7 separate regions of the Mus musculus genome follow, and regions 1, 2, 3, 4, 5 and 7 are each linked to region 6. The links are chromatin loops, found by intact Hi-C in ENCODE. Cell type or tissue: heart. All regions are shown on one strand. Region 1 overlaps Bbs9 (Bardet-Biedl syndrome 9 (human)). Region 2 overlaps Bmper (BMP-binding endothelial regulator). Region 3 overlaps Bbs9 (Bardet-Biedl syndrome 9 (human)). Region 4 overlaps Bbs9 (Bardet-Biedl syndrome 9 (human)). Region 5 overlaps Bbs9 (Bardet-Biedl syndrome 9 (human)). Region 6 overlaps Bbs9 (Bardet-Biedl syndrome 9 (human)). Region 7 overlaps Gm36743 (a long non-coding RNA gene).

Evidence for each region. A loop is a pair of places that touch in the nucleus more often than their neighbours do. Peaks named below come from ENCODE experiments on the same cell type or tissue, not always from the same donor. Only the 100,000 strongest peaks of a DNase experiment are listed, where the experiment ranks them.
Region 1: it touches region 6 in a loop (2.2-fold over the local background); 2 of 42 quality-filtered maps call a loop at or near these places.
Region 2: it touches region 6 in a loop (3-fold over the local background); 12 of 42 quality-filtered maps call a loop at or near these places.
Region 3: it touches region 6 in a loop (1.9-fold over the local background); 5 of 42 quality-filtered maps call a loop at or near these places.
Region 4: it touches region 6 in a loop (2.1-fold over the local background); 2 of 42 quality-filtered maps call a loop at or near these places.
Region 5: a loop joins it to region 6, with 2.2 times the contacts of the local background. A loop is called at or near these places in 15 of 42 quality-filtered maps.
Region 7: it touches region 6 in a loop (3-fold over the local background); 29 of 42 quality-filtered maps call a loop at or near these places.

The regions. Positions count from the first base shown.
Region 1 is chr9:22,623,502-22,627,501 of GRCm38, forward strand. The region is part of intron 9 of Bbs9 (Bardet-Biedl syndrome 9 (human)); the gene reads left to right. Among named protein-coding and RNA genes, the nearest start is that of Bbs9, 150 kb to the left of the region's middle. In heart, a CTCF peak has its summit at 1,632 (motif pointing right); no DNase peak of the experiment used is centred here.
Region 2 is chr9:23,248,573-23,252,572 of GRCm38, forward strand. All of the region lies in intron 2 of Bmper (BMP-binding endothelial regulator), which reads left to right. Among named protein-coding and RNA genes, the nearest start is that of Bmper, 27 kb to the left of the region's middle. In heart, a CTCF peak has its summit at 1,663 (motif pointing left); a DNase peak (open chromatin) is centred at 1,669.
Region 3 is chr9:22,823,087-22,827,086 of GRCm38, forward strand. All of the region lies in intron 21 of Bbs9 (Bardet-Biedl syndrome 9 (human)), which reads left to right. Among named protein-coding and RNA genes, the nearest start is that of Gm39309, 20 kb to the left of the region's middle. In heart, no CTCF peak of the experiment used is centred here; no DNase peak of the experiment used is centred here.
Region 4 is chr9:22,798,347-22,802,346 of GRCm38, forward strand. All of the region lies in intron 20 of Bbs9 (Bardet-Biedl syndrome 9 (human)), which reads left to right. All of the region lies in intron 1 of Gm39309 (a long non-coding RNA gene), which reads right to left. Among named protein-coding and RNA genes, the nearest start is that of Gm39309, 4.7 kb to the right of the region's middle. In heart, CTCF peaks have their summits at 2,301 and 2,516; a DNase peak (open chromatin) is centred at 2,525.
Region 5 is chr9:22,555,733-22,559,732 of GRCm38, forward strand. All of the region lies in intron 5 of Bbs9 (Bardet-Biedl syndrome 9 (human)), which reads left to right. Among named protein-coding and RNA genes, the nearest start is that of Bbs9, 82 kb to the left of the region's middle. In heart, a CTCF peak has its summit at 1,817 (motif pointing right); no DNase peak of the experiment used is centred here.
Region 6 is chr9:22,707,060-22,711,059 of GRCm38, forward strand. The region is part of intron 19 of Bbs9 (Bardet-Biedl syndrome 9 (human)); the gene reads left to right. Among named protein-coding and RNA genes, the nearest start is that of Gm39309, 96 kb to the right of the region's middle. In heart, CTCF peaks have their summits at 2,072 and 3,133; a DNase peak (open chromatin) is centred at 2,082; H3K27ac peaks cover 396 bases.
Region 7 is chr9:23,015,179-23,019,178 of GRCm38, forward strand. All of the region lies in intron 1 of Gm36743 (a long non-coding RNA gene), which reads left to right. Among named protein-coding and RNA genes, the nearest start is that of Gm36743, 21 kb to the left of the region's middle. In heart, a CTCF peak has its summit at 1,764 (motif pointing left); no DNase peak of the experiment used is centred here.

The sequences.
Region 1 (4,000 bases), 84 kb before region 6:
CTATTTTTGAGACCGGGTCTCACTATTTAGTTTGATCTTCCTACGTAGACGATTTTGGCCTCACACTCAAGCAGTCTCCTGCCTCTGCATCCAGAGCATGGTGCTGTTGGGGTTGCAAACATGCCCCATCATAGCTGGCTGGTAAGCATGCAACAACTGTAAATTTTTCTGTGACTTCATCTAGAGATTCTTTGGTTTCTAGTCTACTGTTTCTCTCAGCACACGTTCTTCACATCTCAAAGGAAGATACATATTTTTATAGTTTCATCTTTTTAAGTTTAATGTTTCAAATCCATCTGGAGTTTGGCTTTAGTGTGTTGCAGTGGTGGGGATTTTCTGTGCAGCAATGGGCTGGTTTTCAGACTCTTGAACAGAGTTCTTGTTTACTTTCCTGTTCTATGGCTAACATAGCAGAGAAAGTATATATCCTGGGGATATAGCATCCCTGACCTTGACCTGTTCATAAAGTCCACTTATGGATCTTGTGTTAGTTGATTTGCATAAAATAACTCAATGTTAACTGTGCTTTTAAGTTAACTGGATATACAGTGTTACATTTAACTTCTGACCCACTGAGCATGAAATTCATTCAGAGGTCCAGCCCATATAGCCTATATAGACCTTATTGTTCTATAAAATAGCCACGAAGAAGAAAGATTTAAAAACACATTGTTTAATAATATTTTCTTTATAGTTAATTGGAATTAACTATATATGTGAATATGAATATATTTTATTTTTCCATTGTATAAAAATGCCAAATGACTATATTACTAGTTTAGTAGTTTTATAGGCCTGGGTCAAAGTCTTTGTCCGTCATAGGTGTTGTATACAGAAATTCTATTAATGAACACTAGAGTTTTAAAGCTTGTCTTAGCATCTTTTTAAAATAATAATAAAGAACAAGCAGTTTTATCTACAACTTAAATTTCTCCTATTTGATCTAAATTTTATCCAAAGTTTCTGATGTGATTAAATAAAGGTAAATCACTCAAGAAATTACTGGACTTTCTTGAAGGATCAAGATATCCTATCAATGTTGAGGTTAGGTGTTTCTGTGAGACAAGACTCTCTTCCATTTGGACACCAACCATAGGTAAAGAATGGATTTTGAAAAGCTAAAGAAATACACACATCCCTCATTATCTATCTCAGAACCTCAATGCTTTTCAAAATAATTCTCCTAAGTCTAAACTGGCAACTGCTTGCTATGTAAACAGTGGAACAACCTGGTTTATATTCCTATAAATCAATAAATTTTGCAGAATTTCAGAGCATATTTAATTGTTAGTTTTGGAATGTGAGAGCTATCAGGCTATCTGATTTAGAGAGGCACATAGTTGAATAAGGAAGAATGCTTATACCAGACCATGCCAGCTCTCCTGCTTGATAGGTCGCTGGGAAGTTAAATCTGAGCTGGGAATGTCTGTCTGAATCCAGAGGATAGTGATTCCAGTCTTGTCTTGAGAAGTCAGCAGAAGACAGGCCTTTCGAATCAGGAAGCTCTCGAGGACTCAGGTTCCCAGACCTTACGGGACTGGGGGTAAAGGAGAACTTAGAGCAATGTAGAGCAGGAGTGTGTTCCTCTAGAAATAGTTTTCGGAGGCTGTAAGGACTTTGTCCACCACTAGGTGGCTTCAGTTGTCCGCAATGACTAACAGGCACTGCCCCATAGGCGCCATGGATTGCTTTTAACATTTCAGTTCAGGAGACTAATTTCATTTTGGGGAGATTTCGTTTTGTGAGGTAGATGAAAGAACCAATACAAGCAGTTGGATTTTTGAGGATCATCGCCTCTCACCGCCTTGGTTTAGAGATGGGGAATTTGGGAGGACCTCTCCCACTTGACCCAGCTCCATACAGCAGTCAGTGTAAGAACTCTCGCCCTGCTGGCCAGGGACCCCAATGTAGCCCTTGTTTCTATGAAGCCATGTCACGGGGTTTGTGGCGCTTACTATTGTATGAGCCCCAGAGAAGGCACAGCATGTACAGGAATGTTCTAGACTGTGTTGGTTGGTTTGCATTTTTTGAGACAGTCTTACTATGTAGTCCAGGTTGGCGTGGAACTTGAAATTGTCTTGCCTGAACTTTTTGAGTGCTGGAACTATAGGTGTGCACTCTCACATCTAGCTGGAAAGTTGTATTTATTATAAGTAATGTAGCAGTTGCTAGGGGTCATTTTATAGGAAGGACTGAGCACGGGTATCATTCTCTCAACTGAGTTGAGCTTTATGTTAACAACATGACTGTTGGCAATGATGCAGAATTGGGAAGCTTGAAAAGTATTTCTTCTGAGTTTAGAGCTCTGTTTCTTTCTCTTACCCCCTTTGAATAATAGCTCTCTCTAAGAGCTTTTACTTAAAAAGAGGGATAACCAACAGATACCTCTACAATGCAACCTCTACATACGAGGCTTAGGAATAATTGTGGAATAATTATGAGAATCCTTACTGTAAAAACCAGAGAGCCAGAATGTCTGCTGCTGTTACGTTGTAGACAGAACAGGTAAGTTGTACCATGAACTAGCAAAATATAGTTGCCAGACCAAGATGTACATGATGTCAATATCAGTTGATAAACCGTGTGGATGGGGGAAGTGCCCCAAGGCCACATCCCTCGATGAAGAGCTCCAGGGAACTAATGGTTGCTGAGAGAGAGAGAGAGAGAGAGAGAGAGAGAGAGAGAGAGAGAGTGAGTCAGTCTCCTGGTAAGTTAAAAGGACTCAGCAGGGGTATGTGTGTAAGACAACAACTGAAGAGGTTGTGAATTTGAGAGGAAGTGGGGGAGGGGTCATGATAAGAGTTGCGTTGGGACATGTAGGAGTAGAAATGATGTAAGTATAGGAATCCTGCATGAAATTTTTTTTCTTTTTTTTATTAGGTATTTTCCTCATTTACATTTTCAATGCTATCCCAAAGGTCCCCCATACCCACCCCCCCAATCCCCTACCCACCCACTCCCCCTTTTTGGCCCTGGCATTCCCCTGTACTGGGGCATATAAAGTTTGCAAGTCCAATGGGCCTCTCTTTGCAGTGATGACCGACTAGGCCATCTTTTGATACATACTGCATGAAATTTCTAAAGAAAAAAAGCGCTGGCAAATAGTATCAAAAGCAGCATGGTGGACCAGGGAGATGCTCAGTGACTAGGAGCACGGGCTGTTCTTCCAGAGGACCTGGTTTCATTCCCAGCACCCATATGGTGGCTTGAACCCATCAAACTCCAGGTCCAGGGGAAGTCAGCTCCCTCTTCCGTCTCTAACGTCACCAGGCATGTGCATGGGCCACAGACAGCTATGCCAGCAAAACACTTAAGCACATAAAATCCTCCTCCTCCTCTTCCTCCTACTCCTTCTACTCTTCCAAATAGCTTGGTAGTGGCACAAAACAGATATGTAGGTCAACAGAGTATAATAGAGATCCTGATATAAACTCATACAGCTCTAGTCAATTACATTTTGACAGAGATGCTAAAAGTAACCATTGGAGAAAAGAGTGCCTCTTCAAGCATGCTCTTGGGAAAATTGGCTATCCATGTGTAGAACGAAAATAGATCCTGATATCTTACCCTGTGTACTGCTCACCTCCTGGTGGACCGAAGATGTTAATGGAAGACCAGAAACTCTCAAAATACTGGGGAAAGTACAACAAACACTTCAAGATAGAGGAATGGGCAAGGAATTTCTTGATAGGACTCTATTCACTCAGGAATAAGTCCAACAGTTGACAAGTGTGGTTTTATGAAATTAAGTGAAAGGAAGAAAGCAGTTGAGTAAAGAGATAACTTCCACGATGGGTTGGAATCTTTACTAGCTACACGTCTGACGGAGGATAAACATCTAAGACATACAAAGAACTTAAACAAAGGTAAACTGTCATGTCAATAAAGAAGCTAATGAAATGGACACACGGTTCCCAAAAGATGAAGTACAAATGTTCAATAAACATTTCAACCTCACTAGCTATCACAGACAGCAAATCAAAATTACTTGAGATTTTTT
Region 2 (4,000 bases), 540 kb after region 6:
GGGGCCTGAGACACTTTTGTTCACTATGGACTGTTTCTTCCTCTGAAAAACTTAAGGAACCTATGAGGATTAATGAAATAATGTCTGCAGAGTTCTTCAGAAGAAATGTGCTATGTAAACACCAAGTATTATTCTTCTGTTTATGAGGAGTAGTATAATATCGCCTCTGAGAAACTGGGACTTCTGTTTAAAAGTACCATAACATCCCCTTTGGCTCTTTGGGGGCTTGAGTTGGGTTAGAATGGGGTACTTCAAGGAGAAGTTGAGCCATTTAACTTCATGCATGGGGAGACTAGAAATTCTAATGAGAATATAGTCGTTGATGTTGGATCGGTTTTTCGTGGTCTCCTTCCTCAGAAAACCTGGCAAAAACCATCCATATTCCTAAGAATGAATTCCTGTCTGAGCAGTTTTGAGACTGCATATGTGAAACACCACCACGTGTGCTTTAGATAAGGCCTTTAGGAATCGTCTGCAGGGTCAGAGTGTCCCATGATCCTCACCCATTTCCACGGCTTCTAATCTGCAGGGAATTCTTTCCAATATCCTTTTTGCAGATAAGATGCTTGAAGCTCGAATTTATCCCTGTTCCACAGAATGGAGTGGAGTGAGCCATGAGAGAACTGCTTCATCTCTCACAGTTGCCAGGGTTATGGACAAGTGCTTTTCTCTAGCAGCTGAAAATAGAGGGCCTGGAGGCATTGGAGATAGATGCATGTCTTCACCCTGGATGTTTGCATCTGGATGGGGGAGGCATTGGAGATAGATGCATGTCTTCACCCTGGATGTTTGCATCTGGATGGGGGAGGCATTGGGGATGGATGTGTGTCTGCTCTTCTGGATGTTTGCATTCGGATGGGGATGTTTGAAGGCTTTTCTATAAGTCCCTTCCCCAAGTTAGATTATCGTGATGAAATGGCAGAGGGATGTGAGCATACGTCTAGGAGGGAGTCCTAACCTAGGACAGAGCCACTCTGAGCTGTTTATCCTCTCCAACAGTACTCATTGACCCATGTGCTCTATTGACATCATTTGGTGGTGGTGGCGGGTCGGGGACCACAACTCCACCGTCTTCCTAGTCTTCTGAAAAAGGATCTGGCTGTTTGAATTAGCATCTTTGTGCAGGGCCAGTGGTGTGTCTTTGGGGAAGATCTTGCTTTCACAGGGACCAGAACAGAAGGAAACTGAGGGTTCTTCCAGGAGAGACTTGTGCAGTGTGATATCTCTAGTATGGCACATCAGCCATATTGTAGGACATTTGTGATACTGTTTCGTGGTTTAATCATACTGTCTGCCAGCAATAGTCTTGCTTCCACCTCTGCCACTATATTGGCTGCTGAGTTCCTATCTTCAGTTTATTGTTATTATTTTTTTTAACATAGATAAAACATGGGATAATAGTTTCTACAGTCTATAATAGGATTGGTTCTTGAAAAGTGTTTTGGAAAAAAAATATCTTCAGGACACTTGTGGAAATATTCAAGAGCATCTCCACGGAATTTCTCCTTTCCATGTGTGGAAGCAACTAGAATCATTTCATGTTGGTGCTTAGTTGTCTTCAGTACTCATGATCCCACTCTCTCCAGACAGGAGACAGTTCTGTAGGCAGGAGGCAGGCTCAAGGCTGCAACTCCTAAGGCCGGGGAGCTCCGTGCTGCCATCTGGCGGCAAGTGTCAGACTCAGCAAGCTGGCTGCTGTCATCCTGTCTGTACTTGGCTTCTGCTGGAGCTGTGGTTTGGCTGGCGTCCTTATGGAGTTTTCTTGCCAGACATGTAATTTTTTTTTAAACTCTCTATACCACCCCCTTACTTTTTGCATGTTAACAAGTTGTTGAGGGTGCATTTCAAGGCTATGATTTTTTTTGGGGGGGGGAAGCATTTGTTGATATTAAGGTGTCTGTGGTCCATCTTTCTGAAAGGAGACACTGGTTCAGACTTACCTCCCCAGCTGGCTGATCCTAGAGATGGTAAGCACAGAGACATGGTGACCGAGAAAGCAAAGAACCATGAAGTGATCGCAAACACGATGGCTAGGTTATTATGTTTTCACCTTCTCCTTGTGTGAATATGGCCTTTTGGCCATTGTTTCTGTTTGCTTAGAATGCATGATTCTGCAAACCCACCTAGAATTTGTGGAAAACTTAGGGTATCAGTCTGCCTTTTCAGAGGTGTGATAGGCCTGGCCCTGTTGATATCTGATCATAGTCATATTTCTTGTCTCCTCAAAGCAGACAGTGTCTGTAACAGTCCCATGACTCTGAGGCTGGTCCTTGGAGTGATTCTGCTGGAAACGGGACTCGTCTCACATGTGGAAATATACTAGGAGGACCCAAGCGGGATATTGTTTTCTCTCACTCTGTATCCTGAATGCCCACAATGTACCCAAGTACTGAAGTGTAGGTAGCATTTGCATGGCAGAGATCAGTGTTCCAGACCTCTCTCACTTGTGTTTGTTGCTCCGTGGGGACATGTCCCAGCCTTACTTCTTTATCTGTAGAATCAGGCTAAGATGAAGTTCTGTGTGATCTTCCTTAGCTCAGAGTCTAAATATCATCAGAGGAAGTGAGCAGTATGTGTGAATCACTATCAGAAAGTGTTTGCTGAGTTAAAACCCGAACCGAATGAGTCGCACGCTTAGCCTCAGCTGTGATCTGTGCTGTGAGGATGACAGACTCCTGAACACGGGGCTTTGTGTATAACACTCCTTGCCAGAGCCACTGTCTCCAGGATATGGGGTTTTGTGACTTGTCCAAGCCCAGGAAGCCAGGCAAGTGGTGTTAATTACCTGTGTCTGAATTTCCCATGTAGCTGTTAGGCTCAATTAAGGGGATGAGGAAGCAGGGTCCCCACGGTGATCTTGCAGCTCTATTATTTCTTTCCTCAAGGGCCTGGGATTCTAAGCCCATCCTCACATCCACACCAACCAGATTCCAAACAGACTCCAAAAATGATGGGATCTGGCAGTTCCAACATGACCCCAATAGGATGTAAAAAATCCTAAGGGTAAACAGAAAGGAAATTGTATCCCCTAAATATATACCCAAAGCTTAGGTATACATGCCTGTCTGTCTGTCTGTCCACACATATTTAAAACTTCAGATGTGACTGTACAAACCATTTGCCTGGAATGCCGTGCATGGTGGACAACAGCTAAAATGCTCTTTATTGTGAATCTTGGGATCCTGTTGTGGGTTTTGACTCTGTTCTGGCTTTCTAATTCAGCCAGCAGTTCTAAAGAACATGCGCACCTTCCCACTCACCCGCTCTCACATTGCTTCTCCCCATCACTCTGACTGTCCTGAAAGTTTGAACTCTGAGGACTCCTCCTTTTAGAGAGGACACTGTCTTAGGGGGACCCTTCTCCAAGTTTGCTGCACTCATAAATGCACTTGAGACTGAATCTCTGCTTGCGATATTCATATCAGTCCCAGTCTTCCCGGGGTGAGGGAGTCTGCGCTAAAATAGGAGTTGTAGAATCCACGCGTGGCAAATGGAGTCACAGCTAGTAATTTTAAGCAGTGCACACGTACATAGGCATACACGTGCACCCGTTAGGTGCTCTTGTTGCCTTCAGTGGGAATATGGCCAATAATACCTAAAATTTTAAAAATGTATCACTAACCATCATCGTTGGGACGAGAAGACCTGGAGAATTGGAGGGCTTGGAGCCAGGCCACCTGGTCTGCTGTCTCCATAGGCTCTAGACAGCTCCGTCATCTGCCTCATCTTCACTGGACACAAGGACACTCTTACAGCTGTGCTTTATCGACTTAGCCTTTTTACATCATTCAGATCAGCGCTGCAGTGGGTGGGAGGCACAGGCAGCTTTCCTTAAGAGCTCCTCAGCAGTGGTAGGGCTGCTCTAACGAACAGATGAGAAGGGAGACTACTGTACCACAGGATCTGAATGAATGAGTGAGGTTAGCTCTGTGGGTATAACAACCCAGGACAGACAATGGGAAAATCGGGGGGGGGGGGAGGGGAATGAGGGAGGGAAAGA
Region 3 (4,000 bases), 120 kb after region 6:
ACAAAAGGAGTGCAGTTGTTCTCTTCTTGTTAAAGATTCAGGAAAATCCATACTTACAATATTTTAAAAACTGAATGTATCATCTTGTAGAAAAAACCACATTCTTCTATCCTTTATATTTTACTTCCACTGAAAATGACATCATAGTCTAAGCCAAGACTGAGACAACAGGATGAAATTTGTTTAGTGCGGACTGTGTCCCAGGTGTCACAGGCATCACTCTGCATATTGGAGTATGATGTTCAGCCAGCCCAGCACAGTCCCTGCTTCCAAAGAGCTTGCCTTGGTGTGTGTGTGTGTGTGTGTGTGTGTGTGAATACACAGGGCAGCAGACTCCAAACACTCTGTACTGTAGAAAGTGCAATGAGAAAAGGGTAAAGGGGAGGGGTGGGGTCACTCGTGAGCTGAGGCTTCCCTTTCCCTCGCTGCGCTTCATTCAGGTAGGAGCAGCTCCAGAGAGTTAATTATTTGAAACAGACTCCTTATATGACTAGTGAAAGTAATTATGTGTTTGCTCATTTATGTTTAGGTTAGTTTATTAATCATAATATTATTGGGTCTTTATAGGTTTTTTTTCCTGATCAAAGAATGTATTTTAGTTTTCAGAAAAGGAGCCAGAGTAATTATAAGGAATGTTTTCTAATTAATAAATGTATTTGATAAAATATATGCAGTGATCATTAAAACAACTTATACCATAAAATGTTGAGAAGACCTTTTGTCCTTACATTATTTTAGTGCCGTACTCTCAGCCACAACTGGATGCTGCTATCTCTTGCCAAAGTTGCCTAGACTGACACCTCTGGGGGAAGAGACTTTGTCACCCATTTCTACATCTCTATAATTAAATACAGCTGGAACATAGAAGGTGGCCTGACAGGATATAGAATTGGCTTGAGTGATGTTCCCGTTGTCTCCTCTTCCTCCTTTTTGTGTGACACATTCTCTGTCCCTCCCTCCCTCCCCCCTCTCCCAGGCCACCCACTTTCTCTTCCCCTGCCTGTCTCTGGCCTGCTATGTTCTACTTCTGAACCGTATGGGTTGCTCCCCAAGACTCCATGACAGTTTCTAGCTCTGGGCTAATCTTTGGCTTTCTTGGATCTACTCTGGAACTAGAAACTGTTGTACAGATTGTTAACCTGACCCCGCCTCACCTCCTTTCATGAAGTGGACCTCACTGCATCTTTCTCTGTTAATCAGAATATTACTCACCTATATTCTAGTCATTTTCAATCTCATTTAGAGCTAAATTGATCTCCAGTGTTTGCTCAAGTTGGCTTTCTTTTCCCTTAATCCATGCAGAAGACTTCCTTTTATCTTGTGCTGTGAAGAGCAAGTCTGGTCACAGCACACTCCACTCTCCCCTGTGGAACGGACTCACTTTTGTCCTTAATAGACATTTAACTATGCCACCGTCTTCATTCATGTGCTAGACATTGGCGTTAGTGAAGAGAGGCTTCCTGTCCGTATAGAGTGGCTATTTGTGTTGAAAAGCCAGATAATAAGCAGTTACACAGCTAAAGAGCAGAGTTGTGGATTGCATTAAGTGTACACAACAGCAGACAAGGCTCATGACAGCCCTACAGTGGATATACGGAGAGCTTCCTGGAGTAGCTCTGCTGGCGAATCGTCTTCTTCTCTGAAATGAAGCCATGGAGGAGTGTAGCTTTTGCTCACTCCAGCCTTCAGCCGGATCAGGCCGGAGTCCTGTCTCCTTGCTCCCCCAGTTCTCCCTTTTCTTCTTATAGACTACTTCTTGATGCTCTTGAGAAAAAGAGTTAGCAAAAAGGTCAATCATGTACTTTTTCTTCTATTCTGGGACAAAGAATTTATGTGCCATCCAAAACAAACAAACAAACAAGCAAACAACAGAAAGCCTCTAAGTCCTCCTAAGTGGCCTGGCATGATTTGATGAATGCTTTAAAGAATGCGCTGTGCCTGCTGTGTGGGGATAAAGAGCCGGGTCTACAATGGGACAGTGAGCTCTAGTCGCCAGTGTGATGAGAGGCTATGTGATTGGACGAGTGATACAAACAGAAGATCCGAGGAATCCCTCAGAGGCTACAGTACACAGCCTTGGCAATGGGCCTGTTTGGTGGGAGGTCAATGAGAGTCAGAGACGGCTTTTGACTTTAGTTATGAACTGGTGGTCAGCCCTGCTGATGAAGAGGGGTCAGTGAGCACAACGTGGGGTAAATGGATTAGGGGGTGCAAAATCGAAGGCCCAGCTTGACTGTGCTTCTATCTGGGTGGCATGGCTGCGCCCCCTTGCAGATGACAGCACTAGATCTCCAGAGAGAAGGCTGAGCTGCCGCTGGCCTGTCAGGAGATGGGGCCTGTGTGGATTTAGAGCTGGATGGGTCCCCTTCTGTGTGGGGAGCAGAAAGAAGGGGGCTGGTCTAAGCTGAAAGGCCTTCCAACATCTAGAGGTCAGGGAGAAGGAAGGGCAGGAGCCAACCTCGGAAATTAAGGAGAAGCAGCCAAGAAATGAGCAAGAGAAAACTGAGAAAGTAGCCACATGGAAGCCGGAGGAGTGCAGGGTCTCCAGGGCGTGAGGCAGGCAAGTCTGGCATCTTCTATCTGAGATTCTTACACATGCCTATCACGGCCTCCATATGCTTGCTCATTCATTTAATGTGTTTACTAGAAGAAAGTTTACATGTGTCATCATAAACTAGTTTTTAGTATATAGAAATAGCAAATATAAGAACTATATGACACAAATGAGCTTCTCCATCTTAGGAGTCCTCCAGAGGGACACATGTTAGAATCATCCTCCTGGTTTTACCCAGATTTTTTGCTTTTACCTTCCTGGTGTCCTTTCTCTTTCCCTTCTTGCCTTTCCATGGTGGGTAATGAAATCTCGGCTTCGTGAATTTGGGGCACCTCCTCCTCCTTTTGACCTTTTAGCTTGGCCAGAGAACTGGCTTCACTCATTCCTTCCTTGAATCTCTGCTGCTATAGCCAACAAAACAAAGAGATGATACAGTCTGACCCCCATGACCTACATAGTAAGTGCTAAACCGTGGATAAGAATTGTGAGGGATGGTTCCCTTCCTCATAAAATGAGGATTCTGATGGCGAGATAGTAGCTAGAATGAAGATACTGTGTGAACAAAGCAGATGTAGTTCGCCGTTACTTTTTTTTTTCAATGCTAAAGTAATCATACCGATACTTAGTTACAAGATGAGGTAGCTACTGTGGAAGCTAGGGATGCTGGCAGTCCAGACTTGGGAAACAGCAATGCAGAGGAAGATGAGAAGATATGACAGGGAACTTTTTTAGGAGATAAAATCTCCAAGGTTTAGTTGTTGACTAGAGAAGAGGGTCCAGCAACAGCGACATCAAGGAGAGCTCCTGGATTGCTGGTCCCAGTTGGCTGTGCACCATCCATTGAGGGGCCATGCGTGTCTGTGTTGGCCTGAGTGCTTGTCTTGTGTCTGCCTTAACTGTAGGGATCCTTTCCCGAATAATTGCTCAGTGCTTTGCTGTCTGCTCAAACTCCTAGAGATTTAATTACGTTAGGGATTTCAGATGCTTCAGCCCAATACTTGCTGGCAGTATTTCACAATGGCACTTCCCACTCTCTCTCTAATTGCTGTGTGCTATAAATGAGGGTGTAAAAAAATCTATGTACAGAATATGTGATTGCTACTTTTGTTTACACAACTGATAACACTTGGCAGCGTTTGGTGGCATGGCATTCTATGTTACCATTACCACTGAAGGATTTCCTTGAGAACAGCTTAATTATGGGCTCAATTCATGGTCTATGGAAACTCGTTAGAGAACACTTATCTCTCATGGCAACAAGGAGGAGCAGTTCATTAACAAAAAGCAAATTATATACTCCAGGACTTTAGTCTAATGTGTTCAGTAAATGTAGCCATTTCCTAGCTCCAGTTGGGAAGCCCCTAGTGCTTGTTATGGTAAATAGTATTCTGCTTGACGTCAAGTGATATCCATGGGCGGGGAGTCCTTGATAGCTGTTTCCACTCA
Region 4 (4,000 bases), 91 kb after region 6:
CCCTCCCTTCTTCCTTCCTTCCTTCCTTCCCCTCTCTCTCTCTCTCTCTCTTCCTTTCTTTTGTCCTTTCACTCTTGCTTTCCCTTGTTTATCCGTCACTTTCCAGTAGCAAAGAAATGCTAGTATTTCAGATTAGTACATGTACTTTTTTTAAGGTGCTAAAACATATATGCACCAGATGTACTTTGTAGAGATGATTTGTCTACTGAGAATAATATTGAAAACTTTGTTTTGTCTCTAAGAGGTCTTAAGTATAGTTTCACTGGTAGATTTAATAATTAAAACTTTCCACTGTCCTCTTTCTGTAATGATGGCATAATGTAGTCTGAAATAATATTTCATTACTGTGTGTAGTAGGGCTTTTGTGTATGTGCTTGCTGTGTATCTAACCCAGACCATTAGGAATGCTAAGTATATTTTCTACCATTGAGCTCTACTCCCGTGCTCCCAATAACTTTAAATTATAATAAAACAAATAGTTTTCAGGCTAGGAGTAGAAGATATTTGAGAGCATAAAATCTTACAGGGAGCAGGGTTGAAAGTCTATCCCATCTATTTTGAAGTTCTATAGAACATACTGTGTCTACTCCTGCCAATGAGGATTGTATTAGAGGTTGTGACAGTAACACATTAACATCTTGTTCCTCTGATGCCTCACAGAAGCCAAAAGTCATACAGGTGTAGTGTGTGTATGTGTGTGTGTGTCTGTGTGTGTGTGTGTGTGTGTGTGTGTGTGTATACATATACACACATTTTTAGGCTCAATGGGATTATCTTTTATCAAGTCATTTAATCATCTAATGAATTTTTATTAAGGATTTACTAGTTTTTAAGCATTGCTTGGGCTACGATATAACTTGTAAACAAAATATATTTAGGTGTCATTTTTGGTGGTTTTAACTCAATTTCATAAGCAAATATTGTAATCCTGAACTCTTCAATACAGTAGCCACTTACAACACAAAATATAAATAAGCTGACGTGAAATAAATTGACTTCATTATCTGTCTTTCACTCGCTAGTAGCTACATGTGATGGGTGCTTGCTCATTAGACAGTGCAGACAGTGCAGACAGAGACGTCTGGCATTCCAGAAAGTCTGTAGCCTAGCAGTGGTAAGCAGCAAGAAAAACAGGGCTATATCCGTTGGACTCATCACAGCACATAATAGTAAACTAATAAAAGCAGAGCAGGAGACTGACATGAAATTCCTTCCTGATGTCTGATTTACTGTCCCTTATCTGTGGTGTCCTGGGATCAGTGTGGTCGTATGTCAACACCAGGTCCTTGTAGAAACAAGAGCTTAACCTGAGAGATCTGAATGTATCTGCATAAAGGGAGGCAGGAGACAGCAGCATTGTTGTTGCTCTGCCTTTGATATAGTTTAGAAGTATTCTACAGACCCATGCATGCCCTGGGAGCCTGGCTGCTAGCCTGCAACACTACTGAGAGATGGTAAACCCCGGAGGGGGTGGAACCTAGTGGAAGGGAGTGTGTCATGAAGGTAGCTGAAAGGGATCCTGGGATCACAGTCATGTCCTCCGGTCTCTCACTTTCTCTTTGACCTGAGGTGAGAACTGCTCTGCCATATGCTACCACGATGCTACTATTTATGTCTTGCCACAGACCCAAAGGCAACACGGCCAAACGACCGTGGTTGATAACCCTGAAGCTGTGAGTCCAAGTAAACCTTCCTTCCTTATAATTTGGGTATAACCTCAGGCATTTCATCACAGCAACCAAAAGCAAAGTATAGTATCCTCCACATGGCCTTGGCAAATACTGTTGCCTTTATGAATCTTTTCTGCCAGCGTGAACATGGCCTTTGAATTCTTTTGATTGCAGTCTCCTGGATACTTGCTTTATCCTGGATTGGATGTGGATGAATTCTCTTTACCCTTCCTGATCACAGCTCAGATCTGCTTCTCATTATTTTAGTAAACAGCTCAGATGACTGGATTTTTCATCCAGCCGATGGCAAGAGAGCAAGGAGGAGGAGGACTGGGGTTTCTGAGTAGGCTGCCGGAGCCTTCTCTTTCTGAGGTCTGTGTGTGTTCACTTGGCTCTGGGGGAGCCTGGAATGAAAAGAGCAAGAGTGTGCTGGTGTGGAGACCTGGCTTTGTAAACTCCGCATGGCATAGCATTTGTCTTGATAGTTCAATTCCTTTGAATTGCATTCAATATCTTTGGCAGTATTTTCTACCATTTGAAAAAGAAATGTTTTATTGTATTCTCAAGGACTTAATAGTTAACTTTCCCTGGTACTAACTTTTAAAACTCCCTGAGAAAGTTGGATGGAAATTCACATCAACGGAAGAGGGAGACTTGAACCTTCAGTCTAATTGATTGATGGTTCCTTTTACAAACGGATACGGAAAGGAAACTTATTTTTAACATGTTGAACATGGTTCATGTGAGAAAGCAGATGTTTATAATAGGAAGTCCTATTGTACGGAGGGACTTATCGAGGCTCACTTCTAAGGCTGAAAGGTGACTAGGCCGCAGGTCAGATTTGAAGTCAGAACCATTGTGCCTGCTGTCTGGACTGAGCGATGACTAATCACCACCATTACTAATGAGCCTGCTCAAAAGAGAAACAGGAGGAAGTCTGGTGTCACTATTAAGTCTGCCTTTGTGACGGCTCAAGTATCATCACAATTATAACTGTCTATGGGAATGTGGGCCAGAAAGTAAATATTTTGGTATTTCCCATGGTCCTAGCCAGCAAGATAAACATGTGGAATTAGTTTCTTATTCATAATGGCAATATAAGATGCAACTGCTATTGTTTAATTATGTAATATTCTGTATTACCAGAGTTGACTACAACATACAGTCCAAATCTTTTTTTTTTAATTTTTTATTAGGTATTTAGCTCATTTACATTTCCAATGCTATACCAAAAGTCCCCCATACCCACCCACCCCCACTCCCCTACCCACCCACTCCCCCTTTTTGGCCCTGGCGTTCCCCTGTACTGGGGCATATAAAATTTGCGTGTCCAATGGGCCTCTCTTTCCAGTGATGGCCGACTAGGCCATCTTTTGATACATATGCAGCTAGAGTCAAGAGCTCCGGGGTACTGGTTAGTTCATAATGTTGTTCCACCTATAGGGTTGCAGATCCCTTTAGCTCCTTGGGTACTTTCTCTAGCTCCTACATTGGGAGCCCTGTGATCCATCCATTAGCTGACTGTGAGCATCCACTTCTGTGTTTGCTAGGCCCCGGCATAGTCTCACAAGAGACAGCTACATCTGGGTCCTTTCAATAAAATCTTGCTAGTGTATGCAATGGTGTCAGCGTTTGGATGCTGATTATGGGGTGGATCCCTGGATATGGCAGTCTCTACATGGTCCATCCTTTCATCTCAGCTCCAAACTTTGTCTCTGTAACTCCTTCCAAGGGTGTTTTGTTCCCACTTCTAAGGAGGGGCATAGTGTCCACACTTCAGTCTTCATTTTTCTTGAGTTTCATGTGTTTAGGAAATTGTATCTTATATCTTGAGGGCATCATCCTGAGTGAGGTAACACATTCACAAAGGAACTCACACAATATGTACTCACTGATAAGTGGATATTAGCCCAAAACCTAGTATACCCAAGATATAAGATACAATTTCCCAAATCTTTTAAGAATTCCTTTCTGGAAAGCTCCTTGCCTCTGGCCATTTCCTTTCTACCTGACTGCCCGTGCTGGCATTTGAAACAGCCTTCTTGCCATTTCTGTGGAGGTCATCTGTCATGTCTCTGGAGCCCAGCACCGCAGTCCTCCTGCTTCACACCTGGTTCTGTGTTTGCCTGGGCTCTGAGGCACCTGCATGGAGTTCGAGTGCCAGTGCTGGACAGCCAGGACTTTGTGTCCCCTGGCTCCGCCATTTCTCATTTATAAACTCCCCCGTCTGTGCCTCCACAGCATCAATCCACAGAAGCCGTGCTGAGTCTCATCAAAGCAGAGCCACTGGCTTTGTCTTCCTGTAGATAGCACTGGCTGTTTGTCCATCT
Region 5 (4,000 bases), 150 kb before region 6:
GTTCTGTCATTTTCAGTATGTGAAGTCTTTGTGAGTCTAATCCCACTGTTGCTGTCTCCCGCTCGTGTCTCTCTCAGGTCCCTGTATGATGTGGTTTTGACTGAGGTCGAGTTTTCAGAACTTTATTCGTGTGAGTGATTGGTGTGGTCCTTTAATCTTTGAGCTTTCTTTGGTTATATGCTTGGTTGTATTTCTAGCCCTGGACCATTTTATTCTAAATTCACAGATTTATTTATTTATTTATTTATTTATTTTTTGGCTATCTGATAGAATGGTTTAGTCAGTAAATTTACATTAATGAATTACATTACAGAATAAATTTTATGAATTCTTAAGAGAGATTTTTCCCCCTTCATCTGGTTCCAAGTTCTGATGTGTGCATTTTCTTTTCTTTCCCCTTTGGTTGAGGTAATGCTATTTCTGAATTCTGTTCATATTAGGGGTCAAGTTCTTTGTGGTCTTAGGTTTGTCTGGAGCGTGGTGGGGGGCTCTGTCCTGGGCAGCTCCGCCCCATCCTCCCCTTTTCTGTGTGTCATTTGAGAGCATGAAAACGAAAGCTTATGTTTAGATTATCTGGCTTAGGAAAATGTCCCGAGGGCTCTGTGTACCTTTGTGGATTCCACTTTCACTTCGGTTTTGGCTTCTGAATTTTATTTCCTTTGTTTCTTGGCAGCATATTGATATACTTTAAATTCTGCTTTTAACAAATATTTTATTCAACACAGAGAGTAGGTGTTACTTGATATTTCTTTCCTTTTTTATAATTTAATTGTTGATGAGCAACTATATCAGGCTTTATCTGTCCAATAAAATACTTAATATTTTATACTTAAATCTGATGTCATAAGTCCATGACATGCAGTTGTGATGGTAGGCTACCTTAAATATGGAATTAAAGAGATCTCATTAGGTGCCTGCTGTGTGGATCTGTGCAGCTGGAGAGACAGCCGTGAGCCGTGACACTGCTGTTCGGCTGCTGTGTGTCCCTTAGCAGACCACAGAGCTTCCCTGAGCCTCAGTTCCCGCCACAGGAGGACAATGGTTCTTGACCTTCTTCCCTTACAGAGGAGCTGCTCGGCTGAGCCAATGACAAGCGGGCTGGCACTACTTTCGTGGAGATTATGGTAAAATCTTTGATTCCGGTAATTTCACCGGAGTATGTGAGACGAGACATCGTTGACTGCCATCCTTGTTCTCCTCAAATCAACTTCACTTCTGTGTTCTTCAATTACTTTCCTCTTTGTGTGATCTCAGTGAAATGGAGAGCACAGAGCATGTGTCAAATGAATCTTTCACTAAGAAAGATTCATTTGACACATGTAAGTGGCCCTGCATAGCTTTACATTTATACATGATACAACATTCATGTGCGTGTGCGTGAGTGAGGGTGAGTGTGTGTGTGTTCTCATGTGCAGTTACGTATGTGCCCGTGGAACAACCTTGGCATCATTTCTCGGTTACTGTCCATCTTTATGTTTCTCAGAGCCTTTCATTTGCCTGGAATCTCCAAGTAGGTGAGGCTGGCCAACCAGTGAGCCCCAGGAATCCCTGTGGCCCTGGGGATTGAGCTCAGACTGTTGGCTTACACGGCGGCAAGCTTTACACACGAATTTATCACCACAGCCCACACTTCAGTGATTTAAGGCATCAAAATGATAGAGAATAGTAAAATCCCAGAAAATATGGGAATGGGTAAGGAACATTTTTACAAAGTAAATGTCTGGCTGGATATAGTGGACAGAAGAGAGATGGTCTCAAAAAAGTCCAAGGCAAACAACCCAAGTCAGTTGTTGCCTGGTAACTCGCGATTCTGTGCTGGACAGCAGAGGGCGCCCTCGCCTCACCCTTTGATTTCCTGAGGCCTACCTTGGAGTAGGTAACAGAAGTACCTACTCATCTAGGCCTGAACAGGATTCGAAAACAGTTTTTCCTTTGTCCTTGGCTTAGTGAATAAAATCCCCTCCCCTCTGGGGCTTCCCCTGAGTGTGATGAGCCGCCATGGCTGCCTTGATGCTCACCGACACCCCGACACCCCCGGAGGCTCTTTGGACCGATCTGCCCTTGCGTCTGGGGCTCGTAGGATACTGCTAATAAATTAGCTGCTTGGGCGGCTTGATTGTTGTGGCAGGTCTGTGCTTGTGACCTTTGTTAAAGATGCATTTAACTGCTTTCTTTAAGGAAAAGCACGATGTGATATATTAAACAGTGGTAATCGGTACTCTGAGCCCTGCGACAGAAGTTCACGAAGTATCATCTAATTCAGTTTGGCTAGCCATTTCAGATCAGAGGTAGAGTTAAGTTTTTTTTTTCTTCTTAAAAGTTAAATTCTTTATTTTTTATTTGTTAATTTTTTTTACACTCCATATTTTATTCCTCCTCTCCCACCCTCCGGCTGTTGCACATCCCACACCTCCTCCCACCCACCTGTCTCCACATGGATGTCCCCACCCCCACCCCACCTGACCTCTAAACTCCCTGGGGCCTCCAGTCTCTTGAGAGTTAGGTGCATCATCTCTGAATGAACACAGACTCGGCAGTCCTCTGCTGTATGTGTGTTGGGGGCTTCATATCAGCTGCCTGATTGGTGTTCCTATCTGAGAGATCTTGGGAGTCCCGGTTAATTGAGACTGCTGGTTCTCCTACAGGATCGCCCTTCTCCTCAGCTTCTTTCAGCCTTCCATAATTCAACAACAGGGCTCAGCTGCGTCTGTCCATTGGTTGGGTGCAAATATCTGCATCTGATTCTTTCAGCTGCTTGTTGGGTCTTCTGGAGGGCAGTCACGATAGATCCCTTTTTGTGAGCACTCCATTTGTGAGCCTCAGTAATAGTGTCAGGTTGGGACCTCCCCTTGAGCTGAATCTCACTTTGGGCCTGTCACTGGACCTTCTTTTTCTCAGGCTCCTCTCCATTTCCATCCCTGTAATTCTTTCAGACAGGAACAATTATGGGTCAGAGTTGTGACTGTGGGATGGCAACCCCATCCCTCATTTGATTTGTCTTCCTGCTGGAGGTGGGCTCTATAAGTTACCTCTCCCTACTTAGATTTAATTTTTTAAAAGATTTATGTATTTATTATATGTAAGTACACTGTAGCTGTCTTCAGACGCACCAGAAGAGGGCTTCAGATCTCATTACGGATGGTTGTGAGCCACCATGTGGTTGCTGGAATTTGAACTCAGGACCTTTGGAAGAGCAGTCGGGTGCTCTTACCTGCTGAGCCATCTCACCAGCCCCCTAGATTTAATTTTTAATAATATTGTGTATGCAGAATAGGTTCACAAAATGAGAACATAAACAATTTTGTGTGTTTTCATAAGTGATCTCTGAATTTCTTATGACTATTATTATTTTTTTAGTATAGAATAGAGTTTATTTAGGACATGGGAAGGGGAGAGGAGAAGGGAGTAGAGACAGAGAGAGAAAGGGAGAGGGGAGAGGGGAAGGGAGGGGAGGGGAGGGGAGGGGAGGGGAAAGAAGAGGCCAGCCAGGAACATGGGGTGGGGGGGAGGGGAGAAGGGGGTCAGAGAGGGAAGAAAGTCAGAGAATAAGAGCTCTTATACCTATTATCCTGAGTAGTTTATCTGGCTTTGAAACTAGCTGGCTTTCTGAATGAACAGATGCAGCTGTGTTCCATTCCATCTCTAAGAGTTTATCTTTCAGATGAGGAATTTTGAACACATGGATTTTATTGTGTAATGGCATCCATCTTGTTTCTCATATATTATTTAGAATTAGAGAGAGAGAGAGAGAGAGAGAGAGAGAGAGAGAGAGAGAGAGAGAGAGAGAGAAGAGAGATTGAGAGGGCAGGGCAACCGAATATAAATGAGAACATAGTGAATGAATGTGTGTGTGTTTGGGCAGTGAAGTCACAGTTAGCGACAGCTCATTCTCTGTTTCCAGATAGGATTTTGGCACAAAGAATACTTAAAAGAGGATTGTTAACTTATTTAATTGTGTGTGCATGTTTACACGTGTAAATGCACCTGTATATGTTTATGA
Region 6 (4,000 bases):
CAGTCTCCCCCCCCCCTTCCCTCCCTCCGTTCCTCCTCTTTCCCCTCCTTTCCCGTCCTCCCTCCCTCTCTTCCTTCCTTCCTTCCTTCCTTCCTTCCTTCCTTCCTTCCTTCCTTTTTCCTTTTTCCTTTTTCCTTTTTTCTTTTTTTTTTGTGCCAGGTTTTAGAGTTGGAGCTGGGTCATGAAGGGTCTTTTCACAGTGGAAGCCATTTTCACTCAATTAATTGGATGAAAACAAAGGCCGATGGTTATTACTTCACCAGCAGGAGGCAGGGATTGAGTTGCAGGCTCCTGGGTCAGCAGGGACAGAAGGTGGTGGTCTGTGTGGAGAGGGCTCAGTCTGAACGCATCTTGTAGCCACCTTTCTGGTTGACTTAATGATAGATTAGGGCGGAAGGCCAAGAGGGCGTTGGTCACGAGCTCCTCTTCCTCAGGCTAGAGAATAAACTTGGGAAACAAGCTAACAAATTCCTAAAAGGCTTGGTCTTGCCCAGTCTTTTAAAAAAGAGCAACCAACAGAAAAGCACCAACCAGAGGGCAGAACCAGTCTTTCATGTTATTATGTGCCCATTTAGTGAGCCAATAATGCCCCGAGCCTGAAGCAGTTAACAGGCATACCCTGCAGGGTTACTTTTATTTTCTGCCTCCTGTAGCACTCAACAAAATCCCATTATGCAACCGAGTAGCATCACACGTTAAAACGTTCATTTGTTCTGCATTCCATTAAGATTGCACATTTTCCCGAGCATTGGTCCTCCCGGCTTGCTCAAACCTATAATTTGAGCTCACACCATGGTGAAGTCTTAAGTGACCTTTCCCCTAGCTACCTTAATTATTCCCCACCATGTGGGCTGTTTTAGGGGACTGTGACAATGGGTTAACTATGTGCTAGTTAATGAAAATGCCTGCCACTTAGAAAGAAAAATGTGGGCTTGGAGCTTTAATTAAATTATACATCAATAGTGAGATAAAATAATACATTTTTGAGAAAAATGGATTTTAGAAATGTCTCTTTTCCTTTGAAGTCACTAATAATTAAATAAGTTGACGGAAATGGGAGGTTGTTCAAAAGCATCATGTTGTTTCTTTATAAATGTAATAATTTTTTTTAGTTAAATTCGTGTCACCTTATTGTGTAAATATGCTTAGAGTTTGTGATAAATAATGAATACAGGATGCCATTAAACCAGGTTTTAATGGTGATAGTATGATATAAGTTCCTCCCCTTATTTGATTATAAATGTTTATTTTTTTTGCAAAATTATGTCAAGTAAATAATAAACAGCTTTAGGGAATGGAGTCTTACAAACTAGGTTATGTCCCTTAGATGTAGTGGACATTTTGTTTAGCCTGCCTTTACTCAATAACTAGTCTAATCCAGTAACAGTCAAGTTCAGTAGGAATATTACTGATAATTACAGATTTTATGCTCAGTACCAGAGTGTCAGACACACAAAACTTCTCTGATTACCTTTGACTAGTGTAGACTGGTTAATTTATTTCCCAATGCTACATCGAAGAAAATGAGTGTAAGGGCAGGTGGAAGACATAAACAGACACTAAAAATAGTAGATATTTTGAATATGAAGAGGTCTTGGAAATTAGTTAATTCACTTAAAGGAGGAATAGAGAGATGCCTCGAATATATAATGACCTCTTCCAACCTCTCATAGATGAGATGGGATAAGAGCCAGGGTCACAGTGCAGCTTGGTGTGGTTGACAGATTCCAGGGTTCCATGAACCTGGGTTTCTGTGTCTGCACTGTCCATCTTTGTGGCTGTGGGCAGGTTGTTGAAGCTCTGAGGCCCCATCTCTTCCTCTGTAAGCTAGGGTGCCTTTCCCACGCAGGCGCTGATGATTTCCTGTGACCACCGATCCCTAAGCGCTTAGCAAGTAGGGCTGTCCTCTTTGGCAGGGTAGTGACTTTCCCCTAGACACAGAGCTGCTTTGTAAAAGTCATTCACGGAAACAAACAAACAAAACAAAACAAAACAAAACCGGCAAGGCCCTAACACTGAGCTCCTTTGGCCCTGGGTTTTTTGGCCTTGCTGTTGGCCAGGCACCTGACACTTGGGGGTGCTAGCGTGCAGTTGGTGTTTGCCAGCTTGGGTGAGGCCTCGCCTGGGATCTATGCTGAAGCCGCTCAGCGCTTTGTACCTTTGTCCTAAGGCAGAGCAGTCTCCTCACTGTGCTCTGAGGTGCAGCTGGGACAGCCACAGAGTTCTCTCTCTCTCTCTGTAGATGAAATGTTCCACGGAAAGTTTCCTGGTGAAGCCTCTTTTTGAGAGATTTATGCAGATTATAAAGTCAAAAGACGGGGTCATTCCAGACTTTTCTTTCCAGGCCATGAGGCCAAAACAAAATTTAAGCAGGTATTAGTTAAAAATCGAGAAGTATTTTCTCCACCGGGATACTTGCCAAATCTGTGTTGGCAACGTCCAAGGCGGCTGAGGTGAAGTTTTCCTCTGTGTGGAGAGAGTCCAGCCCGGAGCACAGCCCGGGGCTGGTCTGTTGCACAGGTAGTGTGGAGGGTTCTCCACGGTTTTGTGGAATTTGGGGCCGCGTAGATTACTTTTCACCAAGCAAGCTTCATACTGGTTATTGACTGCAGGTGTTTTGGGGTGTTTGGGGGTGTATTGAGCGAGCGATTGAGACCTGAGTGCTGGTCACTGGATAAAGCAGGTATTAGTCACTTGGCTACTTCCCAGTAAACTGCAAAATGACCTGCTTTAATGCAGTTCAGATTAAAACACAACAAGAAGCAGGTGACCTTGACACTTCCTAAGAGTCAGGTTAGGTGTGTCCAGGGATTTACTGCACTGTTGTGGTAACTGAAGGTAGATTTGTTCAGCTTGCTTAGAAGTGCTGAGAAAAATAAATCTATCGCTAAGTGCATTGTACAAAAGAGGAACTGCTAATGTTTAACGATGCCCCCTCTACCTTACCATAATCAATGTGCACAGCCATTCTTTAACACGTGAACAAATGTTTGGTGTGTGCTTGTAAACTCCAACCCTTTTATTACTGTTAACTGACCCTGGAAATATGTAACTGTCTATGAGACCATTTTCCTCAGCTGTAGCAGGATCTAGGCATACTTAGTGATCGTGGAGAACATCAGGGAATGTTCCAGCAGAGTGCAGCAAAAGCCAGTGGTTGCAAAACAAGCTCGTGCCTTTCCTTAGACTGAAGTGTAAGAACACATGGGAATTTCACATTTAAGAAAAATCGATGGAAACCTCAGAGACCTGGAGCGGGCTCCTTGTGTACAGCTGCTGTCAGGATACTCCCTGCCTGTCCCCTGCCTGTCCCCTGCCTGTCCGAGACTCAAGATGCTCTCTGCTTGCCAGCAGCATAGGAAGAAGGAACGTGGCAATGGTGCCATACAGTGTGGAAGCATCAGCATGGCGTATTTTGACATGGACAGAGAATTCTATATCAGAAAATACAGATAACGAGAAAGACATAGCAATTACCCAAATCTTACCACTAAAGCTATATAATTTCAATTTAGTATATAGACATCCAGATTTGTGAATGTGTGCTATTACATATAAAATCTAAGAGTACAGATTCTTTTAAATGAGACCATTTAGTTTATTGTGCTTGGAGTATTTTTCTCATGCGCATGAGTCATATATGAGCTCATGGTGCTCTGTACATATGAGTCATATAAGTCATCTATGAGTGCATGGTGCTCTGTACATATAAGTCATGTATGAGTGCATGGTGCTCTGTACATATAAGTCATGTATGAGTGCATGGTGCTCTGTACATATAAGTCATATAAGTCATGTATGAGTGCATGGTGCTCTGTACATATAAGTCATGTATGAGTGCATGGTGCTCTGTACATATGAGTCATGTATGAACTGATGGTGCTGCAGGTTTAGGAGCTGCTATGCTTTAGGCTGTGCTGCTTTTGGGAAGACGTATGACATACTGCATCACCTCGCCGTGCCGTGCAGGAGATTCATCTCACCCTGTGGTGAGATCTCA
Region 7 (4,000 bases), 310 kb after region 6:
CTGCATGGGCAAGAGCGGAGGGGAGAGAGGGGGAAGGGGGAGGAGGAAAATCACCAAGGCAGTGAAGGAAAAGAATGAAACTTAAAGACCTGCCAACACGTAAGAATCCAGAAAAGTCGCCCTAGAGGCCACTTCTTGCGTTGGGTTTGGGGTAGCAGAGATAAAATATAGATTTAAAAAGATATTAACTCAGAAATACTGGAGGGGGGGGTGTTTGTTAGCCACGGGGAGGATTAGAAATGGCCAACCATTGAGCTGGTTAGGACATATCCAGATTAGCTGGCATAGTGTATGTATTTCATTTGCCAGCTCCTGAGCGGGTGCGTGCGTATGGTGTAACTAATACACTTTTTTTTTAAAAATTAACTAATTAATTAATTAATTTTTATTAGATATTTTCTTTATATATATTTCAAATTCTATCCCGAAAGTTCCCTATACCCTCCCTCTGCCCTGCTCCCCTACCCACCCACTCCCACTTCTTGACCCTGGCATTCTCCTGTATTGGGGCATATAAAGTTTGCAATATCAAGGGGCCTCTCTTCCCAGTGATGGCCGACTAGACACTATTGCACAATGCCAGAAAGATTTTGCTGAAGGGACCCTGTTATAACTAATACACTTCTACAGTGTTATATTAGTTTTCCATCATCATGAAATACCCGAGGTGATCAACTTAGAAAGACGAAACGTTCATTTTGGTCTACATCTTCAGCTGTTTCTGTCTCTGGTTGACTGGCCCGTTGCTACTGGGCCTGTGGTGAAACTGTACTTTATATCCAGAAGCACTGGCTGAGAGAAGCTCCTCAGGGAAGGAGTGGGGAGTGGGGGAGGGACAGATGGATGGGTGGAAGGAAGGAGGGAGAGAGGGAGGGACGTCACATTCAAGATCATACTTCTTTGCCCCGGGCCCCACCTTCTAATGCTTCTCTCCTCTGCAGCATCACTGAATGGGGATCAAGACTCCAACGTACAGGCTTTGGGGGTTGGCATTCATCTAAACCGCAGCATGTATCCAAAATATGTGAAGAAAACTTTAGAACTCCTTCTCAGGGAGCGTGCGACCACTTTCACAGCACACTGAAAGGGGAAGGGGTGCAGGGAGGAGTGGGAGGGGGGAGATGGTACACACTCTTATTTAGAAAGACATGACCATAAAGACGTGAGGCTTCCCAAGTGACACAGAATGCTAGCAAAATAATGAAGTAAATTGTGAAGCAAGAGCAGAAACATTCCAGATAAAGAGATATTCTATTGTGGGTATTTAGCTATGCAATAGTGTGGCACCTCTGTATGCATTAACAGTCCAGGGAATGGAATGAAAAGTCCAAAAATAACCCCAAGAACTGACGATTGGTGGGATTGGTGGAAAGGAGACCAGGGGTGTGTCCTGCTCCTCATAATATCATAGGCATCAGGAACCTGACACACCTGGGGGGAGACGGGAATCCAAATTGCTTCATGCCACTTACCAATATAGACTGCAAGAGGAATGATGTTCAAATCAGTAAACTGGAGCATGGCCTGGTTGTAATCCCTTCATTCAAGGCCAGAAAGTCAAGGTCATCTTTAGTTTAGCAAGTTTAACTCCAGCCTCAGCTACACAAGAACCTGTCACAAAAAATAATTTAATCTGTGGGGTGGAGAGATGCTAAGAGCACTAGCTGGTCTTGCTGTATACCTGGGTTCAGTTCCCAGCATCCACATAGGTGACTCACAACTGCCTGTTGCTCCAGTTCAGGGGATATGATGACCTCTTGTGGATTTAGCAGGAACTGCATGTACCTGGCACACTTACCATACAGGACTACAATAAAAATAACCAGTGAAAAATTCAATATTAAAATACCATGACTTGGACTTATTAACTAAATTGTAAGCAGATTATGAGCACAGGACATGCCGATAATTTTCCTTCTTTCAAAAGAATCTTTATGTGTGTTTGAGTGCATGTTCATGTGTATGCGTGCAAGCACCTGGAACATATGGAGGTCAGAGGTCAACTTTGTGCGTAGGTATTTGTCCTTCATCTCATTTGTAGGTGGCTACATACACCAGGCTACCCTGCCTGTGAGCTCCCGGGATCTTGTCTCTGCTCCCAGCTCCCTGTAGGAGGATGGAGATTACAGTTGTGTGCTATCATGACCGGCTTTTCTGGGGTCTGAGGATTTAAACTCAGGTTTTAGGCTTGCACGTTGCCAAGCCCAGCATGGCCCTGGTGGTGACAGAGTGACATAGTGACACAGTTCTGTCCCTGGGACAGGGTCCTGGTATGAGTCTCCAAGAGTGTCGATGGCTGCTGTGGGCATAGGCTTGTTTGTATAATTATGTACACATTTTCACATTCCTCCAAGGAATGTCCTCCCAGTCAACTTTAATGACTCCATGAGAATTAGAAACAGCATGAGGCAAAGGTGTGGCTAATGTCTCAGAAAAATGGTAAATGCTAGGACCTTCAGGACAGCCCTTAAGGCTATGGGAAAGACCTCTAAATATCTAAGTTCAATATATGTATATATACATACGCATATACATATATACACATATATACATATATATGCACACACATATATACACATATATATTCTCAACTATGTAAAATATAAGGATGTAATATGAATTATGAGGGAGTTCATGAATCTAAAGGAACAAAGGCAGCTGCATTAAGGAGCCAGCTTGTCAGAAAGATACAAAGGCAGGCAGATTTCGGAGTTCAAGGTCATCCTGGGACACAGCAAGGATCAGCCCAGGTGTGGTAGAAACAGTAATTTCAGAGCAGGGCCCTACCCAACTAGTTTACCTTTTGTGCTTAACATAGGCAGGCAGATTTCTTCTGCAATGTTAGAAAAAGAAAAGTATGCTTGCTGTCTCTTAAGAATCAAAGGGCTGGGGTCATGGAATGCTGGTTCATAAGATAATCAGAAGAGAACCTGGAATTAATAACTGAATTGACATGTAAATAAAAAACTGGGCTTTTGGTGTGCATGTGATGAGCTAGCAGAAACCCATAGCAGTTCCTTTTAGATTTTTCTCTAGCAAGAGCTGAGCTGTCTGGAGATCTCCAGAGAGCAAAATGGCTCTTCAAGAATTTTCTCTTAACAGGATTTCGAACTTGGTCAAAAGACACAATAACTTTTTTAATAGCAGATTTTCTGACTTTGGTCAGAACACCCACGAGTTATCCAGATAACATTCAGAATTTATACTTGCAGAGAGAGCAGCCTGGAAAGCCATCTCAGCAGAACTTAGGCTGCCAGCTTGGACCCACGGTTTGACTTCAAGTTGTTCTTTTTGCCAGTCCCAGACACCCTTTCTCGAAGAACCCCTCTCCAGGCTAAGTCTGGTCCCTGGTAGCCTGTCAAGCACTTTACCCACTGAGCTGTCTCCTCAGCCCCATTTCACTTATAACAGTTGCACAATAACTATTGTCATAACTGTTTAAACTGCTGTTGATTGACATGTAGGAGATTAACAAACTCCAACTCTTATAGACAAGACTTTGTGGTAAGTATTTATTAAAAATCAATGTTTGTTATTATGCTCGTTTTCTACAGCTGCTGTAACAAATTACCCCAAATTTGGTAGCTTAAAATAACAAAGGTTTATTCCTTCAAGATAATGGAGCCAGAAATTTCAAATTAGTTTCACTGGGAGTTTAAGGCAGCAGCAGGGCCACACTCTCTCTGGAGATTATAGATCAGTGGTTCTCAACCCGTGGGACACTACAGGGGTTGCATATCAGATAGCCTGCATATCAGACATTTACTTTATGATTCATAACAGTACCAAGATTCTAGCCATGAAGTAGCAGTGAAAATAATTTTATGGTTGGGGGTCATCACAGCACAAGGAACTGTATTAAAGGGTCACAGCATTAGGAAGGTTGACTGCTCTAGCTTGCTCTTTCATCTCTTGGCTTTTGGAGTTCCATGGTTGGTGGCTGCATCTTTCTAACTCCTTCCTTGGATCACACTGCTTCCTTCTCTTCTGGACCAGATTT